2 separate regions of the Homo sapiens genome follow, and region 1 is linked to region 2. A link is an interaction called in ENCODE POLR2A ChIA-PET data of the cell type or tissue named here. Cell type or tissue: Panc1. All regions are shown on one strand. Links, peaks and the distances in the headings refer to the core of each region. The heading gives the core; the rest is flanking DNA. Region 1 overlaps UBE2Q2 (ubiquitin conjugating enzyme E2 Q2). Region 2 has its middle 15 kb from the start of CIMAP1C.

The links. Peaks named below come from ENCODE experiments on the same cell type or tissue, not always from the same donor. Only the 100,000 strongest peaks of a DNase experiment are listed, where the experiment ranks them.
Region 1: POLR2A ChIA-PET joins it to region 2 with 11 read pairs; 2 of 35 experiments call an interaction of 5 or more read pairs at or near these places.

What each region holds. Positions count from the first base shown.
Region 1 is chr15:75,871,201-75,874,106 of GRCh38, forward strand. UBE2Q2 (ubiquitin conjugating enzyme E2 Q2) reads left to right here. Exons shown (of 13, transcript NM_173469.4): 5 at 2,228-2,368. Among named protein-coding and RNA genes, the nearest start is that of UBE2Q2, 29 kb to the left of the region's middle. RefSeq lists an enhancer at 138-1,087. In Panc1, for the core only: no CTCF peak of the experiment used is centred there; no DNase peak of the experiment used is centred there.
Region 2 is chr15:75,737,498-75,740,403 of GRCh38, forward strand. It overlaps the pseudogene DNM1P35. Among named protein-coding and RNA genes, the nearest start is that of CIMAP1C, 15 kb to the left of the region's middle. RefSeq lists silencers at 840-1,099, 1,130-1,469 and an enhancer at 1,540-1,819. In Panc1, for the core only: no CTCF peak of the experiment used is centred there; no DNase peak of the experiment used is centred there; H3K4me3 peaks cover 1,694 bases; H3K27ac peaks cover 402 bases.

The DNA.
Region 1 (2,906 bases), core at 270-2,769, 130 kb after region 2:
CAAAGCAGTATTGCTGCCCGCATGTCCCACCTCCAGCCCTAAGGCGGTTTTTCCCTATCTCAGTAGATGGAACGTACAATCGGGTTTTATACCGAGACATTCCATTGCCCAGGGACGGGCAGGAGGCAGATGCCTTCCTCTTGTCTCAACTGCAAGAGGCATGCCTTCCTCTTATACTAATCTTCCTCAGCACAGACCCTTTACGGGTGTCAGGCTGGGGGACGGTCAGGTCTTTCCCTTCCCACGAGGCCATATTTCAGACTATCACATGGGGAGATACCTTAGACAATACCTGGCTTTCCTAGGCAGAGGTCCCTGCGGCCTTCCGCAGTGTTTGTGTCCCTGGGTACTTGAGATTAGGAAGTGGTGATGACTCTTAAGGAGCATGCTGCCTTCAAGCATTTGTTTAACAAAGCACATCTTGCACAGCCCTTAATCCATTTAACCCTGAGTTTGACACAGCACATGTTTCAGAGAGCATGGGGTTGGGGGTAAGGTCAAAGATTAACAGAATCTCAAGGCAGAAGAATTTTTCTTAGTACAGAACAAAATGGAGTCTCCTATGTCTACTTCTTTCTACACAGACACAGTAACAGGCTGATCTGTCTTGCTTTTCCCCATAATTATTGATAGGAAGGCCTTAAGCAGGGAATAGTGTGCTGAGGATATTGTTTGAGAAAGATAATGTTGAATTCTGTTTGGGATGTGCTGATTAATACTCAGAAAAAGAAATTTCGTGGATGGGAACATGACTGAGGTTGAAGGTATAGGAGGAAATACAGGCTAAAGGCATTTGTGAGAATTGTGAGGAAAACATGTAGGATGGAAGATCAGGGCTGAAAGGTGCACACAGGGAGAAGGGAGCTCAATGAAGTATGGAGTCATGGGCAGAGTTTGAGTGAGAACAGAACGTTATAGGGCTTGAAGAGATGGCATTCCAAAAAGGAGGCCGGGGAGGTGAAGGCTGCAGTGAGCCGAGATCTTGTCACTGTACTCCAGCCGGGGCAACGGAGCGAGACTCCATCTCAAAAAATAAAAAAATAAACCCAAAAAGGAGGCCTATTGAATGGATAGAAGGTAGTGATTAACCTGGTCTAGAAATCAGTGAATTAGCCTGCTTGGGGAAAAAAAAAAAGCCGAGATGCGTATAAACTACTCCTTTAGAGATTTTGGCAATTGAAGTAGAGAAATAAGGTAATTGCAAAAAGTTAGGATTTAAATTCTGCATAGATTTATATATGTGTAAGAACAGATAGTACGGGAAAGAAGGGAGCAGAATGATGTGAATAAAGATATTGGTCTAGGGGTATTCAAATTCTTTGTTTTCTTTTCCTTTTTTTTTTTTTTTTTTTTTGAGATAGAGTCTTGCTCTGTCACCCAGGCTGGAGTACAGTAGCATGATCATAGCTCACTGCAGCCTCAAACTCCTGGGCCCACATGATCTTCCTATCTCAGCCTCCTGAGGACCTGAGATAAAATTCTTTTTCTAACTTTTTTTCTAGTTATAAACGTCAATAGATGCTTACTACATAAAACTTGGAAATTAGGGGAAAGCATTAAATGCCTCCAGAGATAACTAAGATTAACTGAAATTAACATTTCAATGTAAGTTCTTCTGGTCTTTCTTTTTCTGTGCTTATTTCAGCGTAACTGAAATTCTTTCTATTCTTTTTTGTATTGTTTTTCATTTTAAAGTTTTTCGTTACAGGAGAAATTAGGCTATGTTAGTATTTCAGTGGCCTCTTAATATTTTGCTATTTTGCACATGCAGATTTTGTGTTTATTTTTGTGGCTGCAAGGTTGAAATAGGTATCCTTATGCCTAAATTAGTGTTTATAGTTTAAACTAGTTTCTTAGAATACAATTCTAGAAGTTGAGTTTCTGGAACAAACTAGGAACACTTAAGGTTCTTGACACCTGCTGCTAAACTGTTTTAAAGGTTCCTCTTAATAGGAGATTTAGAAGATGGCTTATTTGGTAATAGTTATGATTTTGTAAAGCTTTTAAATCTGCTTTACCCAGAGTCTAGATTTTAAATAAAATATAGGATATAAAAGGTGGGAGCCTCTTGAATGGAATGTGGGGGCTTTTTCTCTCTCCCTATAGGATAGTTACATTTTGTTTCTTGTTCCTCATTTGAGTCAAGAATAATTTAATGTTATTTTGGCATAAGAAACTGCTGAAGAAAAATAGGTTGAATAAGCTAACATTTTTCGTCTCTTTGTAGGATATAGAAGACTTAGATCACTATGAGATGAAGGAAGAAGAGCCTATTAGTGGGAAAAAGTCAGAGGATGAAGGAATTGAAAAAGAAAATTTGGCAATATTAGAGAAAATTAGGAAGACTCAAAGGCAAGACCATTTAAATGTAAGTGTGTGTAGATATCTAGAACCTGGACTTTTGTGGTTAAATAATTGTAGTTAATACCAGGCAATTCATTAACATGCCCATCTCAGCTGCCCTCTTCCTCCATTTCTGCCTTAGTGGTGGATTCAGTCATGTGTGTTTTAAAACAGGGTCTTGCTCTGTCGCCTAGGCTAGAGTGCAGTGGCACAATCATAGTTCAGTGTAGTAGCCTTGATCTCTCAGGCTCCAGTAATCCTGCTGCCTCAGCCTCCCAAGTAGCTTGGACTATAGGCACATGCCACCATGCCAGGCTAGTTTTTTTTATTTTTAGTAGAGATGAGGACTCTCTGTTGCCCAGGCTGGTCTTGAACACCTGAGTTCAAGTCATCCTCCCATCTTGGCCTCCGAAACTACTGGGATTACAGGCATGAGCCACCGTGCCTAGCCTTAGTCATATGTTTTGTTGCTGTAGATTACGTTTCTTATCTATAGATAGCCACTTTTTACCCTGTTCATCTGCTCTTCATATCCTGGAACCACCTGCTGATCCCTGTATTTG
Region 2 (2,906 bases), core at 156-2,655:
TGGATCCGGCACACTGGGAATCAGAGTGAATGTCCTTGAAAGAGGCCATGGGTCAACAAGGCCAAGCCAGAGGATGCAGAACGCTTTTCCTTAGAAATCTTTGGGAGTGAAGCAGGCTTCAGACTCTCCCATCCCTGCCCCTGCAGCCACCCCTACCACATTGGTTTGGACCCAGTAGGTTGGGGCGGGGGCGGGGGCGGGGGCGGGGTGGGGGTGGAGGAAAAATCAGATTGCCCATGCCCCCCAGGCTCCTTCCCCAGCTGCTTCTGTCCTAGCCCAGGCCTGGTGCCATTCTTCCACTCACACTCGTGTGCAAACCCACACACACATCACACACCTTGATGCTCACAGTCACAGCCTGGCCTCTGCTCCTGTGGGCCAGTGGCCAGACACCCCCTGGGATGGCTCAAAGGAGTCAGGACTTGGAAGTGGGGACATCAGGGTAGCTGAAGGAAATCCACACACCCAGAACATCTCGGGGTTCAGACTCTCTGACCTGAGGTAGGCTCCCCAGGGGCTGGGAGAGGGGTTTGACGGAATGGAGGATGGAGGACAGCGGGAAGAAGAAACGAGGAGGAATGCAACGTGTGGGGCGGCCGCCAAGAGTGAAAATAGAGGGAAGCGCCATGCAAGTGCTGGAAAGAAGGGGGCAGGTGGGACGAGCCCCACAGCCCCCTCCACAAAAAGACCACTTCCGGGACTCAGTGCTCCTTTGGGGGCAGGCTCCGCCAGCTCTCCGCCACTCAGGGCTCCGGTCCCACGGTCGGAGTGCCCGGGACGGAGACGGCCAGTTCTGGCGGCCAGGTCCGACGCTCTAGAATCCAGCCCCATTTCCCTCCCGGCCACGCCCGTCCGGCGGCCTCTCCTGTCATATTCAGCCCCTACTCACCTGGGGACCCCGGGAGGGGCGCGAGGGCACCTGCAGGGGGAGGGCCTAAGGGGTCAGGGGAAGCCCCCGGTGTGGAGGGTACGACGGGCGCTTCCCCCAGGGTGGACGCAGCAGGCAGAGGCCCAGGAGCAGGGCTCCGCAACCCGGGCCGGGCTGGGGGCACGGCGGGGAGTCGGCACTGCGTCGTGGGGCTGGACTTGGGCGACCTGCGGGCGAAAGGGAGCCAGGAACAGAAAGAGGAGCGATGAGCGGCCCCGCCCACCCTAAGGCCCCGCCCCAGCCCAGTGCCAGCCACTCCCATGCATGCAAGCCCCTTCCTGAAGGCCCGAGGCGGTCACCGGAGCTTAAGCCCCGCCGCCAGCGGCGCCAACCTCCCAGATCCACCCCGCCCCGCAGCCCGCGCTCCACGGCAAGCCCCGCCCTCTCTAAGCTCCGCCTCTCGCTTCAAGTAGGCGCCACCCCGGGATGGGGGCGCGCCCTGCCTGGTCCGGCACTTCTTCCGCGGCCCAGGCTGGGGGGCTTTGGGGCCGTGGGGGCCGACCCTGGTACCTGCGTCCGACCGGGACGCTCTGCACCTGCAGCCAGGAGTCATCCACAGGACCCCGTGGGTGTGCTGACGATGGTCGTCTTGATGTCACCGATGATGCTGGGCGCCTCCCTCAGCACGTGGTGCATGCGCCGCATCTCGTTGCGCCCCTGTGCCTGCTCTGCCGACTCCCCCATCAGCGTGTTCTGTTCCCCACGCGAGTACAAGTTGGCCAGCAGCTCCGAGAAGATGAACTCCTTGGTCTGAGAGCGGGCAAAGAGGGAAGGAGACTGGGACCTGATTGATGCTTGTGCTGCCCTGGCCGCCATAGCTGCCCCGCCGGGCCCTGTTGGGACTGTGCGCTGGACTTGGAGCCGCGAGTATGGCTTTTCAGACGCGGCTTCTACACCGCTTAGACTCGAAGATCCGCCTCCCCACCGCCCTTTTCTCACTCAGATGAGGACACTGAGGTCCAGAGGAAAAGTCACCTGTCCAAGGTCACAGTTCTGGGAGGGGACTGAGGACCTATCATGCCACCAGGACACCTGTCTACTCAGTTTTTAATTTTTGGAGATAGGATCTCGCTTTGTCGCCAGGCTGGAGTACAGTGGGCGAGATCACTGCTCACTGAAGCCTCAACCTCCTGGGCTCAAAGTGATCCTCCAACGTCAGCCTGTGGAGCAGCTAGGACTACATGTACTTGCCACCACCAAGCCCAGCTATTTTTTAAAATTTTTGTGTTGAGATGAGGTCTCATTATGTTGCCCAGGCTGGTCTTGAACTCCTGGGCTCAAGCCGTCCTCCTACCTTGGCCTCCCAAAGTGCTGGGATTACAAGCATGAACCACTATAATCCCACATTATATTTCTATTGGACAACTCTGGTCTGGACTGTGCCTCCCTTCCTGAGGCTGGTCCCATAAGGCTGGTCTGCATCTCCCCTAGGCCAACATGGCCACCTGGGTCCCCTCTACCCCCATGAGGCGACGCATGCACGTTGTTGATCATGAGGTGGATGATGGTCTTGGGCATGAGGTCCTGCATGTTCTTGTTGACAATGGCCATGTACGAGTCCACCAGGTTCTGAATGGTCTCCACTTGCCACTCCAGCTGTGGTCCATGGAGAGCATGAAGCTGTCGGAGCCATTCCCCTCAGTCTTGCTGGCCTGTCATGAAGAACACAAGGGCATCAGGGTGGCCAGGCCATGTAGCCAGGCTCCAGGCATCCCCTGCAAGGGTACCTGGCACATTGATGCACAGAGAGAAGCAACTGGCCTAAACAGACACCCAGCTCTCCACATGCTCTAAAAGGTTTCAGGTCTCTGCCCATCCCTGTATCTCTTAGGACCCCAGACTCCCCTGATTCAGCCTCATCTTGGTTCTGACTCTACTGCCCAGAATTTGCCTCAATTTTCCAAACCAGAAATGAGAAAAAAACATCTGCAGATCCTTTGCTTAAAGACCTGGCCAGAGCTGGTGCCAGGCTGCAGAC